Linked DNA regions of Homo sapiens: region 2 is linked to region 1. A link is an interaction called in ENCODE POLR2A ChIA-PET data of the cell type or tissue named here. Cell type or tissue: OCI-LY7. All regions are shown on one strand. Links, peaks and the distances in the headings refer to the core of each region. The heading gives the core; the rest is flanking DNA.

The links. Peaks named below come from ENCODE experiments on the same cell type or tissue, not always from the same donor. Only the 100,000 strongest peaks of a DNase experiment are listed, where the experiment ranks them.
Region 2: POLR2A ChIA-PET joins it to region 1 with 5 read pairs; 2 of 35 experiments call an interaction of 5 or more read pairs at or near these places.

Annotation. Positions count from the first base shown.
Region 1 is chr20:36,467,633-36,473,001 of GRCh38, reverse strand. All of the region lies in intron 7 of DLGAP4 (DLG associated protein 4), which reads right to left. Among named protein-coding and RNA genes, the nearest start is that of MYL9, 71 kb to the left of the region's middle. RefSeq lists enhancers at 1-461, 5,318-5,367. In OCI-LY7, for the core only: no CTCF peak of the experiment used is centred there; DNase peaks (open chromatin) are centred at 1,831, 2,071, 2,341 and 4,431; H3K4me3 peaks cover 3,824 bases; H3K27ac peaks cover 4,718 bases.
Region 2 is chr20:36,341,724-36,347,092 of GRCh38, reverse strand. The region is part of intron 1 of DLGAP4 (DLG associated protein 4); the gene reads right to left. Among named protein-coding and RNA genes, the nearest start is that of DLGAP4, 38 kb to the right of the region's middle. RefSeq lists an enhancer at 4,804-5,369. In OCI-LY7, for the core only: no CTCF peak of the experiment used is centred there; a DNase peak (open chromatin) is centred at 2,372.

The DNA of each region.
Region 1 (5,369 bases), core at 144-5,143:
AGAACCCATCCTACTGGCTGTCTCCCAGACAGCAGTGGGCCAGGCCAGGACGCCACTGCCTGTCTGTAGCCTGGCGCCTCTCCCTGCGGGGCCCCACCCAGTCCCTACCCCAGCCAGGCTCCCAGAGCAAGGGTGGGAGTGGGTAGGGAAAAGGCCTGCTCCCCTCCTCATGAGGCCACCTGGGCCTGGGTCCCTCAGAGTGTCCCCTCAGCCTGGGCTGGGTCTGAAGTGGCTGCTTCCTGCTTTGCCATTTTTCTTTCACTTTGGTTTTTAACCCCAAAGTGAAACTTTACGACTAGAACAATTTGGGAAAGATGTTGAGAGTTAAGGACTAGGAGAGTCAAATGCCTGGCTTCTAATCCAAGCAGAAGTGAGCTGAGACCTGTCAAGTTCACTGGGAGACTTGGGAGGAGATCTTCAACTTCTCCAGGCTGCAGTTTTCCTATTGATAAAATAGGAGGGAGGAACTAAGCTAGTGATTTTTTTTTTTTTTTTTTTTTTGAGACAGGGTTTTGCTTTGTCACCCAGGCTAGAGTGCAGTGGCACAAACAGCTCACTACAGCCTTGACCTCCTGGGCTCAAGTGATCCTTTCGCCTTAGCCCCACAAGCAGCTAAGAATACAGGTGTGCACCACCACATCCAGCTAATTTTTGTATTTTTTTATAGAGACGGCGTTTCGCTATGTTGCCCAGACTGGTCTTTAACTCCTGAGCTCAAGTGATCCACTCGTCTTGGCTTCCCAAAGTGCTGGGATAACAGGCATGAGCCACCACACCTGGCCCCCACTAGGCTAGTGATTTTAAATGTCATTTTAAATTAGAAAAAAATGATAGAACTTTCCCTTCCTCATCCCTGCTGCCACTGGAGCTAAAAAAGGAGCTGCAAAGATGATCTGCTGGGGGAGCCTTTTTGGGCCATCCTGCTGGCTTGGGGGAGGAGGCAAAAGTCTGCTGGCAGTGTAGACATGCTCCTGGTCTCCCTGACCACCTCTCTCGGATCTACCGACTGAGTTCCTTTAGCCTGCACAGGTTCTAGAGGTCTCAGCAACCTAGGGCAGAGCAAATTCCGGGAGCCCCTAAGTATGATCTTTTTTTTTCTCTCGTCTTGTATGTTCTTCCAACAAAAGCCTAAGTATGATCTTGACCGTATCTCAGCACAGCAAGAGGAGACACCTACCAATAGCTGCCCTAAAATTTCCAGCCTGAGGGCTGACCTGGCCATCTGCTAGGACTGACAACGGCCCACCCAGGGAACTGGTCTAGACTTCAGAATCTCTGCTGACCCTGGCATGCCCACTCTGTCTAGCTAAGACCACTTTAATACATTTCACGATGTCTTCCTACTGGCTGGTTTACCAAATAGCCAGGGACATGAGAAAGGCAGGAATGAGTCTCCCAACTATTCAGATGAGGAAAACTGAGGTTCAGTGAAGGGCAAGAGTATAGCAGCCAAGCCAGCACTGGGATTCAGGAGGTCAGTTTATTTATTTATTTATTTATTTATTTTTGAGATGGAGTCTTGCTCTGTCACCCAGGCTGGAGTGCAGAGGTGCAATCTCGGCTCACTGCAACCTCCGCCTCCCAGGTTCAAGTGATTCTTCTGCCTCAGCCTCCTGAGTAGCTGGGACTACAGACACCCACCACCACGCCCGGCTAATTTTTGTATTTTTAGTAGAGACGGGGTTTCACCATATTGGCCAGGTCGAGTAGAGGTCTCGAACTCCTGACTTTGTGATCTGCCTGCCTTGGACTCCCAAAATGCTGGGATTACAGGCATGAGCCATCGCGCCCGGCAAGGTCAGTAAATATTTGAATGAGCTCACTGGCTTCACCGTTGCTAAGCAGGTGCAGCACGAGAGGAGCTCATGGAGGAAACAAATTTGAATCTGGGGGTGAAGGCGGGGTGCCTTTTAAAATATATACATTTTCAGAATGAAAAAGAAGGCAATTAAAAAATACATGACAAAATTTTAAGCGCACAGACTCTTGGAAAGAGTAATTCTGTGTGCAGAAATGGCTCCGACAGCTACACATGCACTCGTGCATGGAGACACACAGGAAAGGGTGTTCACTGCAGCACTGTTTACAGCAGCAAGATTGAGAACAAGCTAAACATCCTTGAGTAGAGGACAAACAACTGGTGGTCTATCCGTCAATGGAAAGCCACATGCTCAGGAGCAAAGGTGGCCATGAACCTGTATGTGCCCACCAAGAATAACCTGCAACAGAGACTTACATGAAAAATTCAAGGTATAGAAAAGTAGGGAGAGACTATGCCACTGTCTAAGTAATAAAAAGGGATGTTACTGACAATAGCTGCACGTGATGCTGAGTATTTCTATAAGGAAACCTCAAGACTCGTCACAGTGATTAGGTGTCTGGGTAGGACAGGGACTAATTTTTCATTGGGCTTTTTTTTTTTTTTTAACCAAGTTTGAATTTTTTTAAACCAACATACATGTATTGCTTTTTCAGTAAAAATATAACTTTTACACACAAAAAAAACCTCCAGCAAAACGTATCCAGAGATGCCTCTTCCTAGATCTCAGGTATCAGACTCCCTGGGTTGGGAGGGGAGGCAGGACCCAGGCACACAGATTTTGAAATGTCTCCTCAAGGGCTGCTGGTCTAGCCTTGCAGAACAGGCAGTCAGCCTCTGAGAGTAGACTGAGGAAGCCTGGACACTGTGGGGCTCTGGGGTGTGGAGGAGAGTGCCAGGGAAGACTGTGGGAAAACTTGACTTTGAGGCATAGGAAGGATTTGAAGAAGGCTTTGAATGCTGACCATGTACAGCTGGGATGAGAGGGTTCCTACAGGAAGGACGGGAAATTAAGTGAAACTGATAAGGGAGGGGAAGGGGAAGGAAGGTCTCTCAGTATGGGATCCTGGCAAGTCCCTTTCCTCCGAGATTTAGTTCCTACTCATGGGAAAGGAAGGGGCTGGGCCAGAGTCCTTTTCAGACCTGCTATCCTAGGACCTTACTTTATTTCATCTCATTTAATATTAAAGGAGGTGGGGAGGGTCCCCAGCTCAGCACATGGCCATAGAGCTCCACACCTGTGCAGAGTGTAATCAAATATTTGGAGGCTGCAGAAAATTCACACAAGGATCTTAGGTAAAGCAGCCCTTGGGCAACGTTCCCCCAGGGAGAAGGAGCAGATGGCCTTCTGCTGAGATGCCCTTCCTCACCCTGTTAATAATTAAGCCATTCCTGAAGACCTCTTTTGTTACTTTTTTTTTTTTTTTTTTGAGACAGAGTCTTGCTCTGTTGCCCAGGCTGGAGTGCAATGGCGCGATCTCGGCTCACTGCAACCTCCACCTCCCGGGTTCAAGCAATTCTCCCGCCTCAGCCTCCTGAGTAGCTGGGATTACAGGCATGTTCCACCACGCTCGGCTAATTTTTGTATTTTTAGTAGAGATTGGGTTTTGCCATGTTGGCCAGGCTGGTCTCGAACTCCTGACCTCAGGTGATCCGCCCGCCTCAGCCTCTCAAAGTGCTGGGATTACATGCGTGAGCCACCATGCCCAGCCTCTTTTGTTACTTTTGAAGTTCGGTTTGCAGAGACTTATGCCTTGGCTTGCTTTATACCAAGATGCTCCAGGATAAGGGCTCACGGGCTGCAACAGTCTAGACCTAAGCCACAGGCCCAAACTACAGGGACCTGAAGTGGAGAGGGCCCAGGATGCAGGTTAGGAGCCTGGGGTGGATCCTGGCTAGATCTCGGTGTGCTGCTGCTGCAGACTCTGGGAGGTCAGAAACTAAGTCTTTAAGGCAGCTCTGTCTGTCAGTGTTTCCCCAGGGCCAGCTCACTGCCAGGCACAGAGCAGCACTTAATAAATATTTATTGAATAAGTAGCTCAGCCACAGTGAGCTTGGTCAAGCCTCTTTCTACCAGTGAACCTCAGTTTCCTCTTCTGAAAAACAAGGATGATAAGAATAGTAATACTTTCCAAAGTTGGATAAAGATCTACTGAGATAATGTGTATGAAAGTGCTCTGCAAATCAAAACAAACTAAACAAATATTAAAGATCCAGAACCAACGTGCTGAAACAAAACAAAAAGAATGAATATACGGGAGAATGAGCAAATTTACGAGAAAGCAACTGGCTCCAGATGGTCATCAAATGAATTACTACAATGGAAAGGGACAGCATAGGTCACTCTAGTCCACTGTTCCAAAGTCCAAATAGCATTTCTCAGGCCACCTCTGTTCCAAAGGAGCAAAAAATCTCTCAAAACCTTTGTCCAGATTTTGGTATGACGAACACGGTTACAGTTACAATTGTACCCTGCATACCACTGGGCTCAGAGTATCTGCCAAAGCAAACTGGCATACAGATGCTGGGTGTTTGCTGGAGGCAAGGGACCAGCAGGGTGAGGGGCACCTGGAGGCTGTGCCTGCCATGTGGTTGCTCTGCCTCATGACCAAGTTTGTGTTCAGAGGAGTGTGGGCTGCACACAGAGAGAATGATTGGCTGGGAGGCCTCGGCCAAGCCATCAATTTCCTGGCTGTACACTGGGACCAACCACTGCTGCCTCCCATGGTAGCCACTGTGTAAGCACTAGTCCCCTTCCCTTTCCCTCTGCCCACTGGGGATTCCTGGCTGCAGCCTGAGAAATGAGTCCTAGCCTCCGTCACTTGGCTCTCCTGTGCAAGGCACCTTGGAGACAAGTCCCTTCCCGCCTTTGTGGGTGACTGATTGCGTTGGCTGGGCCCCTCTCTGGTGGGGGCTGGCTGAGAATTCCAACAGACCCAGTGGTGGACATGCCTACTATCAGACTGGACATATACACAGCACAACTCCGGAACCTTCTCACAGTCCAGTGTGTAAAACTGCTTGTGTGAGGGTCCCTAGCTCCTCTGACTCTTCCACCTTTAAGGAATTCTAAACTGGCACCCTGACCTTCAGGATCCTTAGAAAGCAAGATTTGTGGGCTTTTAGGATAAATGTGCTTGCTCCTAATTAAAGGGAAAGAAGGCTCAGCCCCTTGGGACCCTAAAAGCAGGAGTTCCCTTTCCAAGAAGCAGAGCTGAGCTGTGGGAAGAGACACGGTTTGGAGACAGTTGGCCTTGGGCCTGAGCTACCTTTTCCTTATCTGCAAAACAGGGATGGGAAGTCCATCTGCCTCTGGCTTATTGTACAGATTTCATGAGCGCCCTTGTGGAGCCCCTGGCGCAGAGCCAGGCAAACAGCAGGTGTACAAGAAATGTGCTCAGACTGCTACTTCCTGCCCCAAACCAGCAACACCCAACATTTTCCCTTCTGGCCCATCAGAGCGCTGGCCAAGCTTTCCTAAGGGAGCACAGCATCCTCTGCTACCCCAATTGGCTCTTCCCACTCCCATGGGCCCCACCCAAACCTCACC
Region 2 (5,369 bases), core at 169-5,168, 130 kb after region 1:
AGGGCAGGGACAGTGCCCAGCACAGGGAGTAGCACAGGCAAAGCTTCAGGAAGGAGGAAAAGACTGGAAATGCCCACACCACACACTGGAGTGACAGACCTGTCAATGTTCTCTCAAATGTCCCCAGTGTGCTGCCCAAGTTTCCACCACCGAAGTCTCTGTCTTGGGCCGAGGTACTGAAGGCCCCTGTTACAAGAAACCCCTCCCCAGCCCTGTGACAACTCATTTTTGGCCACTGTGACTTCAGCATGGATTCACTTCATAAGAAACAGATTGAAAGGTCAGGGTATGCATGAGTTTTAAGAGGAGAGAGGTGATGGGAAAGAACTGGAGTAGAGGGGAAGAGTAGAAATTGGGGTCATAGAATTAAAAAAAAATGGGTCCTAAAACACTCAAGTGACAGAAGGAAAACAGAGAGAGGAAATCAAGGGGCTTGTATAAGATGTAGCATTCCAAGTCTTTGACAATCCAGATAAATCCCACCTACTTCTCCCAATATATCATCTACCAGCTCATCCCACACCACACACCAGGCACAACCTGTTTTTCCTGCCTGCACCACTTTGTGGGCTCTGTTCCCCCATCCACAATGCCATCTGCCAATCTCAGCTGGGCAACATCCGTCCCACTCTTTCAGGCCTGGCTGAAACCCACCGCTTCCAGGAGAGTGTCCCGGATGGTTCCTCTCTGGGCCTAGCATCTTGCTTAGGCTTCCAGTGCCTGTCCCAGAGGGCAGAGCTCCTGCTAACAGTGAGTAGGGCTATGTCACCCACATGGTCAGCACAATGGCTATGGCACAGTTCTTCACTGAACCCCCTGAGGCAGCCACAATAGTGCCAGAGCCACGGACAAGCATGGGGTACCCACAGCCGTCAGTCCTTGGACTCTGCCCATAGAGCCCTGGATCCCAGTGGTCTTGGTGAGGCCAGGGATTCGCATCAAGTCCCTCCAAGGGATTACAATTTATGCTAAATTTCAAGGCCCTCTGACAAGGCAGGTGAGAGGTCATTGTCTGCTGGAATGAAAAAAAATGTGAGGGTGGGCATGGTGGCTCACACCTGTAGTCCCAGCACTTTGGGAGGCCAAGGCAAGAGGATTGCTTGAGGCCAGGAGTTTGAGAACAGCCAGGGCAACATAGCAAGACCCTGTCTCTACAAAAATAAAAAAGTTAGCCTGGTGTGGTGGTAAGTGCCTGTAGTCCCAGCTACTTGGGAGGCTGAGGTGGGAGGATCACTTGAGCCTGAGAGGTCAAGGCGGCAGGGAGCCATGGTTATGCCACTGCACTCCAGCCTGGGTGACAGAGCAATACTCTGTCTCAGAAAAAAAAAAGTAATAGGATCAGGAGGAGGCAGCCCCTGATGTCCTGAAGAAAAGCCCTTACAGTGGGGCAGGTGGGTGGATTCTGCTCATTCATTCAACAAATACGTCCTGGGCACCCACTAACAGGTGACTATAGTAACAGCTGACATTGGCTGTACATTCGCCATAGGCAAGGCTTGAGGCTTATACCATCTGAGTCAATCTTCAAAACAAGCCTGGGATGCAGATGCCATCATTCTCCCATTTCACAGATGAAGAGCCTGAGAGAGAAGAGAAGTGACCTGCCCAAAGTCTCACAGCCTTGGCAGAAGCTGGAATTTGAACTTAGGCCAGCTGGCCCCAGAGCCAACGCTCTATCTGCCACAGTGTGTACCAGACCCTGGGATATGACCACAAACAAATGGCCCTGACCTTGGTTTGTCCACCAGCAGGAGAAGAGATACCAAACACAAAAACAACACATGCTTCAAATTATGGCACCTGTGAGGAAGGAAAAAAAGCGATTCCTCCAGAAGCCAATTGCAGGGGGCACCTCTCTGAAGATGGTCCCTTTGCCTCAGTTCTCTCGTCTATATAATGGAACAGTGGGGCCAGCTGATACCTGGGAACCTTCCAGCTGGGACATGTCAAGAATCCAGCCTTCCTTTCTCTAGGCCTCAGTTTCCCCATCTTGTATAATGGGCTGGAGGGAAAACAGAGGCAGTAGTGACTTTAGGTCCCTTCAAATTTAGTCCTGAGCTTCCCAAGCCCAAGTTCCTGAAGTGGGGTCTTTGGGAGTGCATCCTCCACCTGTTTCCATGGTGATGGCAAGGCCCAGGAGGGGTGTGGAGGTGCTGAGACATGGAAGTAGGGCCCTGGCTCCTCCCCTCCCAAAGAGCCTCTGGGTCCAGTGGACTCGATGTGCCTAGGGAAGGAGGGGGGACCCTTAGCTTTGCTGGCTCATCCAGAGTCCTGCTGCCTCCACACGGCCAAGATGAGGTGGAGGGTCTCATCCCACTGAATAGGACCTCACACCCAGGGCCCTAGGCCCAGCCGAGGCCCAGGTCCACTGGGAGCTGTCCAAGGTTCTGAAATCCCAACCAGGCTCCCAAGACCAGGTTCCCCTGGAAAACACTTCTAAGAGCAGCTGGAGGTTGGGGATTAAGAAAGGAAGATGAGTACCTGGGGACAGGTAGGGAGCCATGGTCGGCTGGGCTCTACACACCCCAGCAATGTGATCTCAGGCCAGCTCCTCTTTTGTGCCTCAGTTCCCTCAAATGTAAACTGGGGAGAATAAGGGCACTGACCTCACGGGTCTGTAGTGAAGACCAAGTGCAGATGAGGCATGTGGTAGATGGAGGGGCCCAGTAAGCATCAGCCATCACTGTTACATTGTGGACTTGTTATTATTTCGGGAGGCTGACTTTGCTTGGGTGCTTGCTGTGTGCCTGGTCTTCCAAGAATTTTACCTGCTTCTACTCCCAGCAGTCGGGTAAAGTAAGTACGAAAATGGGGATAAGAATACAGATGAATATTCTGAGACTCAGAGAGGTGAAGTTAACTGCTCAAGGTCACACAGCTAGTGAAGAGTCGGGAGCAGAGATTCAGACCAGGTTAGGTTTGAAATCACTGAATCTATCCCACCACACTCCCACTGTTCAGATGGGGGAAGTGAGGACCAGAGAGGGACCTGATTTACCACGAGTCACCCAGAAAACCCACAGTTCCACCTCCCGGCACAGACTTTTTCCTGATGGTCTATGCTAGGCTCCCCTGGCAAGGTGAACAGCACTCCCCTGCACCCCCATGGCCGGAACAGCAGGCAGGCAGCTCCCTCAGTAGTGATCCCACTGCTCTGCTGGAGGGTTCTCTGTCAAAGGCAGAAACATGAAGTAGCTCAGAGACAATGTGTGTCAGCTGTAGCCACGGGCCAGCAGCCACTCGGGGCCCACCAGTGCCCTTGCCAGCAGGCATCTGAGTACCGGGGAGAGGGTGGCACCAGAGCAGTGCTGCTGGGGCCTCTCCAGCTCTGGCCTGGTTTCCCAGCAAGGAGAAGGCCCAGACATGCACCCAAGCTGCTCCTGTCCCAAATTTCCTGCTGAGTGAAGTGTGTGCATGCATGCGTGCAGACACAGATATAGTTCAAATTCACCCAACGGGGGGTTGGGGGGGGGTACCTGGTAGCCTCAAAAATCCATTTTTTTTCCTTGAGGAGGTGCAGCTTTCACCTCCGGTGGGAATAGGGGCAAATGAGGCATTAAAAAGCGGTGGAACTAAGAAACCCAGCTTCCCATCCCAGCTCTGCTCCTTCCAAGTTGGGTGACCTTGAGCACATCATAAAGTTGGTATGATGTGGCACTGACTCTGTGAAACACGGTTCCTGGGCCCTGGTGTGGGGCATCAAGGGATCACAGTTTTGAGACATTAAAATTGGTCACTACCCAGAGGAGATGAGTGGCTTAAACTAGAATCCCAGGGACAAATTCTAGCTCCCAGGCTTGGGTCTTTCTTGGCCACCCTGGGTCCAAGCCACAGCTGTTCGTTGCCACGATGTCTGCAGCCGTCTCCTCAGACTCCCTGCCTTCCACATGCTGCTCCAATTCACTTTCACAGAGGCCAGAGGGGTCTTTGTAAAATGTGAGCCGGTGAGCTGCCGGCACTTCAGAGGCTTTCCAGGGCACTTAGGAAAAGGCCCAAACTGGGGCTGAGGGCCAGAAGGCCCCTCAGGGCTGAGCAGTCCCCGCTCCTCTCTAGCATCCTCTCCCTCTCCCCTCCCCCTCACTCAGTCCCTCAGGTGCCCTGCCCTCCTTGTTCTTTCCTGAACGTGCCAGCCTCTGTCCCACCTCCAAGCTCAGGCCCTTGCTGCTCCCACCACCAGCTCACCTCCTACCAGCATGGCTCCTTCTCATGCCTCAGGGCCTAGCACAAATGTCGCCTCTGCTGAGAGGCCTTCCCTGGCTACCCTGAAGTCTATAAGGTACCTCCCAGTACTGGACACTAGTTCTGGCTTTTGATTTCTGCTGCCCACTAGAGGGCCTCTCTGCCAGCAAAGGCCCCTCCATGGGCCTCAGTTTCCCCACCAGGACTATGCGGCAGAGGAGCCAGTCTCTGAGCCTTTCCAGTTGGCAGAGGTTACCTCCATCCCAGCCCTGCCCTGCATTGACCCATTTTTCTGAGGCTTCTCTGAGCTCAGACAGTTGCTCCCTGCGGGCCCCAATCCCATAAATCACAGCTGATTCCACTGAGCGGGGTGGCTGCTGGCGCCCAGGCATTCATCAGCATTGGTAGTACCGAGGCTGTCATGGGGCCTTGGTGGGAGCTGGGCCTGGCCTTCAAGGCTGGGAACCTACTGGGCTGAGGCCTCCAGCCCCAAACAGACTCCCCTTTCCCTGATAGGCCCTTACCCAGACACACTCACTGGCCTACCCTGTCTATCCAGCCCCCAACTCCATTCAGCCAACAAGCACTCCCGTTATCCCTTCTGGAGGCCGTGCCTTGGCTTCCAGGTTCTTGCAGTGGGATGAAGAGATAGGAGCCATCTTGTGCCCCACTTTGCCAAAGAGGAGTCTGAGGCACAGAGAGAAGGAGTGACTTGCCCAAGACCACACAGCAAATGTATGGAGGCCCCTGGCTCTAAAGTTCTGACCTTTGGCCCCTCGCTGGGGAGACCCCAGCCCAGAAAGAGGGTGGTGGGGGGCTATGTGCACAGCCTCCTACCTGGACTTCAGGGCTCCACTCCGGCCACCAGGGGTTCCTGGGAAATGAACCCTCTTGTCCCCGACACCCCGATCCAACAGCCTGCTGCTGTTCCCACTCTTCAATCTGCTCAAAGAAATGAGGAGAAAGTCGAATGAAGTGTGCCTGGGGAGCTGAGCCTGCTCTGCCAGCCTGCAGGAAGGCGGGAGGCTGTGGTGGTGCCCACTGAGTGCTGGGGACGGCGCCCCAGCAGCATTAGGAAAATGCTGGAGAGCGGAAGCTGGGACGACAGGCCCGCCCTTCCCCCGATGTCTGGGTGACTCTGGGAGAAGCTTGTTCTCCCATCTGTTCACCCACCCAATATTTGCCAAGCA